Regions from separate parts of the Homo sapiens genome. Here regions 1 and 3 are each linked to region 2. The links are chromatin loops, found by intact Hi-C in ENCODE. Cell type or tissue: heart left ventricle. All regions are shown on one strand.

Evidence for each region. A loop is a pair of places that touch in the nucleus more often than their neighbours do. Peaks named below come from ENCODE experiments on the same cell type or tissue, not always from the same donor. Only the 100,000 strongest peaks of a DNase experiment are listed, where the experiment ranks them.
Region 1: it touches region 2 in a loop (3-fold over the local background); 32 of 110 quality-filtered maps call a loop at or near these places.
Region 3: a loop joins it to region 2, with 6 times the contacts of the local background. A loop is called at or near these places in 10 of 110 quality-filtered maps.

What each region holds. Positions count from the first base shown.
Region 1 is chr1:115,452,292-115,457,291 of GRCh38, forward strand. No RefSeq gene overlaps it. Among named protein-coding and RNA genes, the nearest start is that of NGF, 120 kb to the left of the region's middle. In heart left ventricle, no CTCF peak of the experiment used is centred here; DNase peaks (open chromatin) are centred at 2,740 and 4,521; H3K27ac peaks cover 553 bases.
Region 2 is chr1:115,272,980-115,277,979 of GRCh38, forward strand. No RefSeq gene overlaps it. Among named protein-coding and RNA genes, the nearest start is that of NGF-AS1, 7.6 kb to the right of the region's middle. In heart left ventricle, a CTCF peak has its summit at 2,427 (motif pointing right); no DNase peak of the experiment used is centred here; H3K27ac peaks cover 189 bases.
Region 3 is chr1:115,592,928-115,597,927 of GRCh38, forward strand. No RefSeq gene overlaps it. Among named protein-coding and RNA genes, the nearest start is that of VANGL1, 47 kb to the right of the region's middle. RefSeq lists an enhancer at 2,941-3,235. In heart left ventricle, a CTCF peak has its summit at 3,294; a DNase peak (open chromatin) is centred at 3,054.

The DNA of each region.
Region 1 (5,000 bases), 180 kb after region 2:
CTCTGTGCTAAGAGTTCCATGTACACTTTTTTCATTTAACACTCACAAAAATCCAACAAGTCAGGAAACCGAGGCCCACAGTCATCCAGTTAGTAAATGATCATTCTAGGATTTGAAAACATTTACTCCCAAAGCCTCTCAACCCCACTGATAAGGGTCTTCCAGTGGCAATGATATCTAATTCTCTTGGTCTCCCATGGTTCTGTGACTCTTCGTAACTTTTCATTTGCTACCTTTTATTATACTTATCATGTATATCTACTAATCTGCATTACTGGATTATAAGCTCCTTGAGGACAGTTTTAAAGTAGGGGAGCTCTTAACCTTTAATATGGTACCTTTTGTGCTACTACACTACACATAGAGATTCCCCTGTATTTGTTGAATAAGTGAATGAATAAGTGAATGATGGTAACGGGTTACCATACAGTGTGAATTAGTGAGTAACCAGCCATTGATGAGTTCATCCTGAAGCAGAGAGAGCAGGAAGTGTTGACATGGGCTGACATAAACATATGGTCACGAAGGCATTTCTTGGTCTAAAGGATCATCAATTAATGACTTTCTCCAACCCTGGAAATTCTTTTTTCTGCTCCGACTCAACGCCCAACCTGAGCTACCCTTTCCCAAACATCTTACTTTCCTGCCTGTTCAGGTCTAACAAACAATGGGGGAGAGGCAGATAGGATGACTTGTCCTCCTCAAGCACAGAGAACATCATAATTTCTCTAGGTCACCCAAATATAGAATTTCCATGGGCCAGAGCAATAAGCTGGACAGAAAGAAGCTAACACAGAGCCTTAGAATTTCCTGGGTTTTACAAGCTTCCCCACTTAAGGAAATGCTACTAACTCTTCCGGAATAGTAATTTGTAACATACTGAATAAATATTCTTTGTTTGCCTCCTACCTGTCACTTAAGTGAACTGAAAGAGAATCCAGATCATGATGTCTGGCCGCAGGGCTTTGGTTCAGATTTGAAACCCATCTATCTGTCCATCTATCCATTCACAAAGTATTATTGAGTGCCAGCTTCCTCCCAGGCACTGGGCTCTGCTGTGGTTCCAATTATTAAGGAGCTCATAGCAAGTAGTGGAGACCAACCTGTAAATAGGCTAGGCCATTTGAACACGGTGTGGCAAGGGCTTAATTGAGATAAGCACAGCTTGGGAGTGGATAGGAAAGACAGGAACCCAGCCTTGTCACATGGAATGGAGCTGCCTGGAGGATGTTTTTGACAAGATCTTTCCTCATGCAGAGTTTTACTTAAACCAGCCCTCTCTAGACTTTTACCTAAACCAACTCCAGGAGAATCCTTTTGTCTCAATTATTGCCTACCAAAAACACTGCTTTACCATGATTGGTGCCAGGTTGTAAGTGACCACATGATAGGTAGGCTAGTTAAGATGGGATAAGACTGAGATATCAGGAAGTCAGGCTTATCTGAGCCAACATTAACCGAGCACTTACCACATGCCCAACAGTATACTATGAAATTCATCAAAGTATCTCATTAAAGAGTCACCATAAACTGATTTCATAGTATAGGTATTCTGACTACTATTTTCTAGATGAGTACGCTGAGCCTCACATAGGTTCAGGAACTTGCCTAATATCTCACTGGAGTGAAGCCAGTCTTCAAAGACCTCTGGCTCTATAGCATACAGAGTCACTATTACATCTGCTTCCCAAGGGCAGGCCTGTGTCATATACTTTTTTGATAAAGATTTCACCCTAAAAAGGACTTTTCAAATTCATTATGAAAACAAATGCAATTTTGAGTTTTGTCGTAAAATAAATATCTACCTGCCCCAACTGAATTCTTAAAGTTGCACAAACATGTTCGATATTTTATAAGTTCAATGGAGATTCTCATAATTATTATTGACAGTAAGTTAAGGGCAATTTCCAGCGTGCAAGGTGAAGCCGCTGGGCCTGAACAGTTCCATGGCCCCCTCCTTCTAGAAGACTTCCCAGATCCCCTCCATAAAGGTAATTCTCTCCCACTCACTTGGCCTGACTTGTGCCTCTCTCTCTGAGAATCTGAAGCTGTAGAGACCAAGCCAAGTTTTTATTATTGTCTTTTGTATCTCCCTTGCAGCCAGGTCAGTGCTAAACACATAGTAAGTCCCCGAGAAATGTTCCTTAAGAGTAATTTGTATTGACAATTTTGGAAACAATGGCTCACTCTCAACATAAGCAATTACATTCCTTGCTACTCTGTCCTTTAAATGGTTTCCTAAATATGAACTGAAAGAGCCCACCACCCAGGACTCTCTGTGTTTCTCATAACACACTTTGCAACATGCTTCTATATACATTTTTCTGAGAATAAATGAGTGGCACTCAAAAAGGCTTTTAGCTATGATTTGAGACATACATTATGATCAGGCACAAACTTTGTTATTCTGTTATTTTGAAATTAGAAAATTAAGTTGCAGACACACACACACACACACATACACACACACACACATTGATTTCAAAGGCCTTGTTTATTTCCTGAGTCTCACAAAGTAAAATAACCTGAAAAATCACCTATGGCAAATTCTTGCCAGACTTGGATCTCAGAAGTGCTGCCTTCCTCAAAAGTCCGTTAGAAAGTCTGTGGTGTGTAATTAAATCAAAGCCATTTGTTATTACTCTCTTCAAAGCTTTGAGCCTGGGTGTATCAGCCTCTACAGCCAAACCATTTCACCAGCCACTCGGCACTTGTTTACTCCAGCTGCCTCCAGGAGTTCCCTCTGGGCGGCCTCCCAAGCTGCTGCCAGGACTCCTCCCTCACCTCCATTCATCTAAACGTGTCCAGATGGCTCCGGCTTGGTCTGGGTTGCAGAGGCTCATAGAGAAAGCCTAGGACATTTCGGGGTACAGTTGTGAATTGCTCACTACGAAACCCAATTTGGGATCTTTAGAACTTGGCTGTATCTTTTTATTGACAGCCACAGGCAGTTAGTTGAAACACGTCCTGGGAGAGAAATGTTAAGCCGCTCTGGAAATGCTCAGTGTTTCAGCTGAGAGACTAACACTCGGCCACACAGGACTGTGAGCTCCACAGGGCTAAGAGCAACATCTGTCTTGTCACTGTTGTATCCCCAGCGTCTAGACATGGTGCCGAGACATAACAGGTACCCCACAAATGTTTGTAAAATGACTGAATAGTTGAAAAGGAAATTATATAAGAAGCTAGCAATGTCATCACTGCTACAGACGATGTTTACTAACCAGTTTAATTTCTTTTCCTCCACCAAACTGACTAACCAGATGGACTGGCTGTCTAGGTATTTGACACACAAACCTTGAGCTTTGTCGTTTGGGGCTGACATTTGTCCCATCTCTTCAGCACACACAGGAGAACCAATGTCAAATTCCTGAGTCACACTTTTAAGCATAGAATTTATTTTCTCTTGAGCACTATTCAGTAGAACTTTCTGTGATGACGACAATGTTCTATTTAAATAGCCTCATGTAAACTAGTGGCTGCCATGTTAGACAGCACAGATCTAGATATTCTAGATTAACTTGTCAAATTTCCCAAGAAGGAGGCTGGGAATAACTGATCTGTACCTTGCTAATCACAAACTTTCAGATCATCAGGCTGATTGAGAGGACTTCAGTTTCTCACTGTGCCAAGACCAGTGGGCTAAGGCAACAGTCCCAGAGTCACGTCCTGAGCACTTGTGACCGTGATATACATTTCCTTTGAGTTTTACTCATGCAGTTTGGGGAGGACGTGATGACAATGAGTCCTGCTCTGTACAGCCAATGGCATTTCTCAGGTCCACAGCCCCAGTATGTCACTTAGTCCCTGGCCAAGCAGGGATGAGGCTGGGAATAGGTGTAAGCCTGTGGCAGAGGGTCTCAACACCTAGAATCTACTTTTCTAACAAGCACTCCAGAGGATTCTGGTATAATCAGGCCCCAGACCATGCTGAGCAGCAGTGCCAGTGGATGGGTCACTACCGGGCGTCTCTGGCTGAACAGTAGTCCTCAGTAGGTCACCATTTCCTGGAAAACTGCTTATACCTCGCCAATCTCGACATGCACCTTCCCTACAGGGTCCTCCTTTCCTGCTCCTCTGGGCAGAATCCACAACAACCTTCAGAATGCTGCCCTATGCCACCTCCTCAGGGAAGCCTCTCCACCCACATCAGCATTTGTCACTCGGTCACAGCGTGTGAGTTGGCCATGGACACACGCAGGGCAGGGGGTGGACTAACTCATCTCGGCATACCCAGTGCCAAGCCCCAATGCTTGGCCCAGCACAGGCATTTATTACCCCATACCTCTTGTTCGAATTACTCCAAGTTCCATTTTTAAAGAGGAGTGAGTCCCTGTGACGACTCATCCCTCAGACATTAATGCCATACCAGGCACACAAAGCAAACGTGAGGATCAGATGGGAGAAATGCGAGCGGCTTAGACATGGGTGAAAGGCTTTAGGCTGCTCATGCTAGGGGTTTGTTCCAGTTGAAATCCAACTGCAGATCATAATCAAAAGCCCAGGGCAGGACAAGGGGGTGGGAAGGGCCACTGAGCGGACTGTCATTAACTCTGGACTGTGCCTACATGCCTCTTTCCCACAGTGAGCCAGGACACTGAGGAGCAGGGCTCAGAGCCAACCCTCCCGCCCCTCAACACACACACATTCAAACCAGGCCTCATTTCACTCATCTCTTGCCACGACTGGCTGGGGTTATTGTCTACTTAGAGCTACTTGCCCTGTTTTACTGTGGAAATTATAAATAACTTATTGAGTCTTGCATGGAATGTATCTTCCAAATTAGCCTTGTTAACCCTAAGAAGGAAGGGAAGAAATTCCACCAAGAGAGGGGAAGGGGAGGTGATGTAGGTAACCTAGATCGTTTATGTTCTTCACTGACTCTCCATATAGCTTAAGAGGGGGTTCACAGCCATTGTTATCAGAGAATGGATTTGGATTACAGGTGGGTGAAGGCACATTGGACTTAGCTCCGCTTTCTGGATTTCTGTTACAACAAG
Region 2 (5,000 bases):
TAGCATTCTGTAGAACACAATTAAGAAAAAACTGAGCTAACCCCAGCCATCTTTTCCAGAGACTCTGGATTGTAATTAAGGTTTAGATATTCTTCCAAACAAATCAAGGTAGCACTGTGTGTATACTGCCAAATGTAGATGAACCAACCAGTTATTGATGTCAAGTTGAGTTAAAATTCTCTTCAGGTCTTCATGATTAGAAATTATCTTTTACATGGTTGCCTGAATAGTCTTTCTAAAATGCAAACTGGAGCTTCACCATTTGCCTAGCCAATAAAATCTAAATTGTAGAAAACAGAGTTCAATGCCTATCATGAGTGAATCCTACCTGTTCTTCCAGCCTCATCTCTCTCTGGACTCCTAAGGCCACCTCGGACTCTATTCAAGCTACCTTCTTTCAGCTACTGACTACTCCACATTTTTCTTTGTCTCCAGGACTTTGCAAATGTTGTCTCCTCTGCCTGGGCCTTCCTCTTGCACTGGTAGTACGCTCCCACTCATTCTCCAAGTCTCAGCTCAAATACCCCTACACAAAAGGCCTTCCTCTCCTCCATACACAGAATTAAGAGCTTTCTCTCACCTCATGTTACCATTTGTTTACATTTGCGTCTAGTCATCACTCATTAATTGTGTCCTGGGCACCTACTGTTTTGTCACTTGTTGGTGAGCCTTCTGAGGGCAAATACTCTGTTTCATTAATATTTTTTATCTCCAATGTCTAGTACATAGACAGAACTTAATACATATTTGCTGAAAGAATGGGTGATTAGACAAACGAACAATAAAAGTAGAGGGTGCTACTGCTTGGTTACAGATAAGTAGCTGGTATTGAATAATTCTGGAACGGAGAAAAATAGGCTTCAGTTTGCATGGTCACCAGCTGATATTTCTCACCTACAAGAAAAAAACATTGCACAAATAAAAAGTATTGCTGAATGATGTGATTTTAAAAACATAAATGAAACTATTCACAGGAAGATATTAGGGAGGCACCTAGTGTCTCTTCATGAAGGAATCTGTTTTTCCCCTACTCTACCATCTTCTCTAGCACCCATTGTTTCTCCCTCTTTGACTTCTTCCTATGCTTTTAAGTATGTCCAAACATTCCCTGTTAAATAAGAAAAGCAAACAAAAAATCTTCACTCATCCTTGAAATACTATGCCTATGGTCTGTAATGGAATCACTGCTCTATCAGGGTCATAATGTGCACATAATGTATTTTGATTTCCTTGAAGTATTTGACAATGTATTTCATGAAATTCTTGCAGACAGAATGGAAAAGGCAGTTTAAGAATTATGTGACAGTTGGCTGGGTACGGTGGCTCATGCCTGTAATCCCAGCACTTTGGGAGGCCAAGACAGGCTATCACTTGAGACCAGGAGTTCAAGACCAGCCTGGCCAACATGGTGAAACCCCACCTCTACTAAAAATACAAAAATTAGCCAGGTGTGGTGGTGCATGCCTGTAATCACAGCTACTCAGGAGGCTGAGATAGGAGAATCGCTTGAACCTGGAAGGCGGAGGTTGCAGTGATCCGAGATCACACCACTGCAATCCAGCCTCAGTGACAGAGCAAGACTTTGTCTCAAAGGAAAAAAAAGAGTTATGTGACAGTCATGCTCAAAAGGCATGGGTCATGGGTCAGAGTTAATCTGGAGGCAGGTCTTGGTGACAAGCCAAGCAGCTCTCTTCTGTAGCCTTATCTCTCTGTGAGCTTCCTCTCTGCATTCTGTTCTAGCCATGCTGGCCTCTTTTCAGCTTCTGGTACTTCCTGGGCTCCCTTATGTACCAGGTTTCTTTGCAGAAGGCCATTTCTTCTACTTGGAAATTCCTTCACTTCAGTCCCATCCTTAACTAGCTGATCGTGTTCATTTCTCATCTCACACATCACTTTCTCCTCCTCAATAAGGTCAGAGCCCCCTGTCGTGGTGCTCAGGACCCTGTGTGCTTCTTTTGGCTACAACTTCTCTTATTTGTGGGTTATTTTCCTCTTTCACTAGATTATAATTCCCATGTCTGATTTTTCTCTCTAGTGTATTCCCAGAGCCTATGCAGCCCTTGACTTGGATGACCAAGTGAATGAATAATAAATCTGAAGTCCAAGTTAAGCAAATGCAAAGCCTGGAAGTGTGTGGGAGGCTGCCTGGGGTCCAAAGCTGACAGGAGCAAGCAAACAAGGTAAGGAAGTTCATGTTCAGGCAAAATGAGTTTGCAGTGACTTCCTTGGACCAAGGTCTCATGCAATAGTATTTCATTTAGAAGCCCCAGGTTGGCCCAATCCTTCTTAAACTCACAATTATCTGATAGTTGAGAGGATTGATCAATATGTTGGAATACTGGATTGAGATTCAGAAATAATGCAACATCAGTGATCATTTAAGTACTGAACATCTCTTATTAGTCCCATACTCTAACCTCTAGGGGGAGCTCAAGGATTCCCCCCTCCTCACAAAATGCCCCAAATTGAAGTGGTAGAGTTCTTGGTGGGAAGGACAGGCAAATAGACATGGAGCTGGACTGAGCAAACAGTATTTTATTCATCCCCTGTTTTAGATTTGCTTTTTTCCTTTCCTCTTCCTTCCCTGTTGAGTTTGCCATCATATAGGCTTATTCAAATAAGGGCATAAAAGTCCTACAAAAATGCTCTACTCTGAGTTGCCAGGGTGGGAGATGTCATAGGGATTTGGGGCTAATGCTAGAATTAGGAGTAAAGATTGAGCTTCTGCCTGGTACATTCTTTGTGCCTTTATTCCTTAAGCTGTCATCATGATGGGAGGCAAGAGGTAGAAGATAGTGCTACCACATGGATAAGCCAGGCAATGTGCTAGACTTGGGAATGCCATGATGAGCTAGACATAGTTCCTGCCCACAAACACCTTAACTCTCACCATTTAGTCAGCCAGATTTCTGTGTTTAAGCTAAATAATTACTGGCAAGATGCAAGATAGAAGAGTCCTGGTTAAATAATACAGTAGTAAAAAATAAACACAACGCAACAAAACAAAAAACCAAGGGGCTATAATTTACCATCAACTCAAAATGAAAACGTAGTGTGATGTGGCCACCAAAAAAGTTTGTGTAATTTTAGCCTCCATTAATAGAAATATACTCTGTGGATCAAAGGAGTTAATAGTCCCATTGTAATTAGTGTTTGGTCAGTCCACATCTAGAGTATCGTGTTTCCTTCTGGACACCACATTTTAAGAGGAACATGGAGAAATTAGAGTGTGTCCAGAGAAGGCTGGCCATGATGGGAAGGGGCCTGGAAACTCCATCATCCAGGGATAATCGAAGGACTCAGGAATGCTTAGCCTGGGAAATAAAACACTTAGGTGGGGACACAATAGCTATTTTCAAAGATTTGTCACATAGAAAAGGGCATGGGCCAACTCCATGTATTGTTCCAGAAACAGCACTTTGGGTGAAAGGTGGAAATGTTGAGGAAAGATGTTTAGTTCAGCATGAGGAAAAACTCACTGTAGCATCCAGGCTGTCCAACAGTGAGCCAGATGGTCTCCTCTCTTAGCACTTTGCTTTCTGGTCTCCTTTTCTACCTCTCCTTCTCAGAGTTGGAATTTATGATGCATAGGTTGCCTTTCCTTTCTCTAGTCCTTCTTGATTTCCTTAATGGAATGAAGCCATGGAGTTCACTTCTGTGTGAGAGAAAGGTAATGTTGTCAACTAACAATACTCTGGGCACTTTACAGATATGATATTAAACCCTGAGGCAAAAGGTCATCTCCATTTTACAGATAAAGAAACACAGCTTAGGTAACTTGCTCTGGGCCACATAGTTATTAATTAGGGGAGCTAGGATTTGAACCAAGGAATTCTGCTCTTGTACCTTAGTCTCCTAACCTCTCTGCCATACTTACCTCTCCCCCACCAAAATATAAATTCATAAAAATTCAAAAAACAACAAACAGGTGAATTTGTAGTTTGGGCCAATATGGCCTAATGGAGTAGATGGAATAGGATTTTTTTATTTTTATTTTTTTACCCTCAGCCAATAAGGGGCAGAAATAAATACATAGCTTGTGTGGGTGTGTTGAGGGCAGTAGTGCTCACTGTGTTTTCCTGAACCTGCCACTACTTGCCACCTGAACTCTGCAGTTAAAAGAAAATAGCACTGAGATTTACCCCGTGCTCCAGATGGTCTGCATATGTCAATGGGTTGAGCCTGTCTTCCTCAGTGGCACAGCCAGGATTCCAATTTAAATATCACCTTCTTTTTCTGACACTCTCCCCTCATTCCACTGGAATCTGGATATTCCATTTTAATTGTGTTTTTATTGCTTTACATAAGACAAAGCTTTCATAATGAAGAAAAATATTGAAAAGCCTCTTTCTCTTAAAAACCTCTGTGACTCACCAAATACACACAAACCACAGTGAATAAAGCCATGATTAAAGTCTATGTAGAATAAATCTCTCAATGAATAGAGTTTTGCTTTTTGTTACCACGAGTCATCCAAGCCCTTTGATGTATGTTGGGCCCTCTTGCTCATAGACCTCAGTCCTATCATCACTTTCCCCAGCCATGAATCTTATCCTGTGTGATTGCTCAATGGGGAAGAAGTCTTGTCTGACAGGAGGCCGAGGGAAGGCTTCCTGGAACATGTGTAGAAAAATCAGGAAAATGACCCAAGTGAAAGGTAAGCACAGAAGAAGAAAATTAGCAGCAAACTGATAGCTTTCCCAGCTGGAATCCCTGCCTGTGCTGAATCCAGAGGCTGCTGGAAAAACTGAGCAAGACTGATTTAGGGGGAGTTTCACCCAGATTTTGGTCTTCTGGCTCTTGCTCTGTGTAGAATCATGTTGTAAAATAAAAGTAAAAAACAAAAAACAAAAAACAAAAAAAAAAACTTCAGTCTCTGAAACAACATATTTTCCAGAGATAAACTTATATTTACCACCTAAGGCTGCATATCTGTGGCACCAGATACCTAAATGTAAACCAGAGAGCTTCACTGGGTGATCTGAATATGCGATTTCTGG
Region 3 (5,000 bases), 320 kb after region 2:
TCTGTTGTGTTCGCAAGCCTAATCTTTCCTGGTCATGTGACAAGAGCCCAGTTTTAGCTGAACTAAGGAGAAAGTTCTGCAACAGTAGTATGCTGTTTCCTCTGCCTAAAATCTCTACTTAAACCTCTCCATCAGAAGGATTTCCACACCAAACCAAAACATCCTTCCAGACCCAGCTCAAATGCCTCCTCGGGGAAGCCTTCCCTCATTCCTTCTCTATCCAGAAGACCTCTCCCTCTGAGATTCTCAATGCACTTGCATGTTTTTAGTTATCTTGAGAGGCTGAAGGCAAAGAGCAGCACATGACACAACACAGGAGCTGAAAATAGGATGACTGAATGAATGACCAAGTAATGAATGAATGGCTAAGTGATAGATGAATGAATTAATGAAGAGATGGCTTGTGCTAAGAGAAGAGATAGCATTTGAATTGAGATTTCAAGAGGGATCAGATTTTCAAACCAGGAATAAGGTAGGTCAAGTTTAGGCTCTTGACAATGCTACACCTCTTAGCCTCGTAGCATTGACCCACTCACGATCTGCTTGCTGGCAGAGAGATTGTCCCACTTCTCCCAAAAATAAGGTTATGAAACCCTAGTGCTACAAGCTTGGGAGGCAGATCTGGGCTGGAATCCTCCATCCCTTTCTCTGGGGTGAGCCAGCAAGTTTACCTAATCTCTCTTAGCCCTCAATTTTCCTTATCTATGGAGTGAGAAAAACAGTATCCAAATTCTAGTTTGGTTGTTAGGATTTAAGTAGATAATGTCTGTAAAACATTTAGCTCTGTTACTGGCACAAAGTAAATGGTAGCTATTATATTATTATCATCACTTCCTCCCTGGGATCCCCAGGGCCTATGATGTTAGTAAGTGAAAGAGCTGCCTGACCTGGTTGCTGCCCTTTGACACATTTTGAATCCCCAGTGACTGCTTCTACTTGCCAAGCTTTTACCTCCAGAAGTCAGGGCCCATGATTTGTGATTTTTCCCCAGCTAGGTGTATGTGTTTTGGGGACCCTGAGGACCTGGGTGCCCCAGGTGACTGAGCCCAGCCTAGGAGTTTATTCCTGGAGAAGGCTCTGCAGTGACCCCAGTGCTTTCTGTGTGTGGATTTTGGCGGGGCAGCTGCTGCTGAGCCCAGGAAAGCTGGGCTGTGAGACCTGGCCCCTCTTGGGTGGACCACAGCCTCCTTGTGTGTCAGAGAAGAGCTGGCCCACCCACCTAGAGAAAGTGAAGGGAAAGCTGGGCTGCTCCAAGTCCAGGCCAGACCAGAATTTATTGTGTGGGTTTCTCTTAACCCAAAAGGTTTCCTTAGCGAGGAGAGGAGGGGAGGGGAGAGGAGGAGCTACAAGCTAAGACTCTTCTACCCAAGCACCTGCTCCATGTTGGATTCTTTGGGATCCTCTACAGCAGGGCCTTTCACGATTTGAGAATGGCCCAGTTCTCTTCTGTCTGTTGAAGCTTCTGCTACATTTTAAAGAAATGGATAAAAGCTATAACGGGATCATAAAAAGGGCAATTTATAAATTATTAATTAATGTTTTTGACAAAAAATGTATAACTGTATAATCACATTGGGAGAAAGTATAGGGCTCACATTTCAGGCTTTCTGGGCAGGGGAGACTCGGGCCCTCCTAGCCCTGCGCCTGCACACCTGGCTGTCTGATGTGGCCCTCCAGGTGGCGATGGACATGAGGGAACATGTGGTATGTCTGAGGAGAGCAGGCTGTGAATGTGAGAAGAAGGGAACTGGCTGTAGCAATACAAGGTGGGTGCCCCTGGATCTGGGTGTGAGGACTCAAGGACCCCAGTCCTTCCTTCCACAGCCTTCCCCAGCCTTGGAACCACTCCAGGCCTGTCTCCTGTTAGTTTGTAAGTGGTCGTTTCCTTGACTCTGGGAACGCAACCAAGTCCCGTTATTGCAGGATGGATTCCCACACCCTGCCCTGGGCCCCAGGAGTGCTGCTGTCCCTACCTGGACTATGGGTTGCTTTCTGGGGCCCTGAATATGGGAAGAGCAAGACTGAGGCATAGGGACCTGAGGAAAGAGAGGGTAGCCAGAATAACCATAAGGATTGTCTCAGGGCCTAGAGAATCTCTGTGTCGAGAAAAGCAGAAGTGATGCCCCTTGGGCTTTGTGTTAGGCGGATGGGTTGGGGGCAGCTGGGTGGGCTCGCCAGTCTAACCAGGCACAGAGCTGACTTGCTTCCTCTCAGACCCTGTGGCTATCTCTGGTCCAGAGAATCCAGTAGAAGCCTTTGTGCTTGTCCAGAGGCCCAGTGGCCCCCAGGTCTTCCTCTTCACTCCCCAGTCCCCCTCCATCAGCACTTCTCTGCCTAAGGAGCTCCAATAGTCTGATACCAAAGGGCCAGAAGATGCAGGTCCTCAATGCCAGGCAAGGGGTGCGACTTCTCAACAGTAGTGCTTGAAGCTCCAGCATGGATATGTGCAGATTGGTAGGAGGTCATGGAGACTCGGAGGTGCATGCAAGTCGTTGCTGTGGAAACAGCTCAAGTGTGAGGCGCTGGGGGCCAAGGGGGAAAGCAGCGGGTGGAGGAAGGGTCAGCTTCTAGTTCTGTGAGAGGCTGGGAGACTGTTTGAGCCTGGAGACAGGCGGCAGGCAGAGCCAGTGTTAGGCACCATTGCAGCACCATCAGGTCTCCTAGGACAGAAGAAGGGATTGCTTCTGTCCTCTCTGAAGATACCCTGACTGGGAACGGTGGTGGTCTGGGATGTGGGGGGACCCCTGGCCTCTTACAGCTCTGCCCCTGACTCGGTCTTGGGAAATCCACACCATTACTTCCCAAGACTGCCTGCTGGATCACTGTGGCTCAAAATGGGTGGCTTTGCAGAGAATTCTCCTTATTTACGCTCTGCCAATAACTGGAGCCTCTTCCAGGCAGACCATTGTGGGGGTGACTGATAGTGCCAGTGACTACAGTTTAGTCAGCCTGCTAGCTCTGTATTTCACTCCCCTTGAGGAGGTGCTGGCAGAAATCCCAGGAGCCCCATGAGGCTTCCTTTTCTATGCTGGCTGAGGAAGCCACAGCACTGGAAAATTACTGTAAATGTGCGTCTGGCGCCACCTAGTGATCGAGGCCCTCCTGCACCCTGTCAGACAGCTCTCTCAGGAAAGCAGTTTGCCTTCTTGCAGTGCACACTTCCTCAGGCTTTGGTGTGTGTGACGGTCACCTAGGATGCTTGTCAAAAATGAGGACTCCTGGCCGGGCGCAGTGACTCATGGCTGTAATCTCAGTACTTTGGGAGGCCGAAACAGGAGGATCGTTTGAACCCAGGAGTTCAAGACCACCCTGGGTGACATGGTGAGATCCCCCACAAAAATTCCTGGGCTCCAGACCCTGAGGTTTTAACTTAGTTTGTCTGGGGAGGAATCTAATAATGTGTTTTCCTAACTAGTATCTCAGGAATTTGTAAGGCAAGTCTCTGGACTACATTTTGAGAACCAGTCTCTTGAAGGACCATGCCTCTTAAGTGTCTGCTTTGCACAGATCATTATGTGCACTCACTGAGTTTTGAGAACTGTACTGAACACTCCTAAATCTGTATCTTTAGGCAAAGTCTCTTGAGTTTCAGCTGCTATTTTTTGACTGGTTGCTTTCTGTCTCCAGAACAGACGCACAGAATTATCATGGCCAGCTCTGAATTTTTAATCTCTTTACATCATCCCAAACCGCCAAATAACCCTTGTATTAGTCAGGGTTCTCCAGACAAACAGGATGTACATATATTTGGAAAGAGATTTATTAGAAAGAATGGGCTCATGTAATGATGGAGGCTGAGGGGTCCCAGGATCTGCAGTCAACAAGATGGAGACCCAGGAGAGCTGATGGTTGAGTTCTCATCCAAAAGCCAGAAGGCTTGAGACCCAAGAAGAACTGATATTTCAGTGCAAATATAAAGGCAGGGAAAGTTTGTGTCCTGGCTCAAGGCAGTCAGGCAGGAGGATTTCCCTCTTAAAGGAGGGGCAGACATTTTGTACTAATCAGGCCTTCAACTCATTGGATGAAGGCCACTCACAATTAGGGAGCGCAATTTGCTTTATTCAGTCTACTGATTCAAATGTTAATCTCTTCCAAAAACACCTTCACAGACAGTCCCAGAGATAATGTTTGACCAACTTGACCCCATGGCCAAGTCAAGCTGACACAAAAAATTAACCAGCACAAGTCTACTCCTTCTCAACTTGGCATGCATATGCATGTACTTGAACCATGCTAATCTCCAAACAAAGATGGTAACATGGTCATAATTTCACCTACACTGATACAACTGTCCTTTGTACAACAGAAAACACAATAAACCCTTCCACAGAGGAAGAAGCAATGTCTTTGAGCTATGTTCACTCTTCTCTGTGACATACCAAAACTTAAATACTATCATATAAAATTAGCAATACTTAAATACTATGACATAAAGTTAATACATCTTATGTTACATGATAAGGGGAAAAGAGGAGGAAAACAAAGATATTCAACACACACACACACACACACACACACACACACACGCATATGCACACGTATACATATCTTGTTACCTTCTTCCACTACCCATTACATATTTCCCTTATCTTCAGCAAGCACCTCAGCTGTTTGTGGTTCTTTACCTGGTGGGGTGATATAAACCTTTTGTCTGAAGGGTTTGAGCCATTAATAATCTTGTCTGAATTGCGTTGTTTTGCTTTTCCATTGACCTTCATCACAGAGCATGATAATACTAAGAGATATCCTAAGGGATCTACTATATTCCAGAATACTCCTCTTTACCTTCACTGTGGAGCAGTAGTCCAATTTCCCCTTGGTGTCCAGATTGATCATCCCAGCTGACACTGTAACTTCCTTCTTGGGCTGTTGACTTGGAGGAGCGCAACGTGTCTGAGTGTCATTCTTAACTTCCAGTTCAATAGAACCATTGTTGTGTCTCTTGGTGAAGCATTCCTCCCTTTGGAACAAACATCTCTTAGCCACCTGAGCATAAGGCC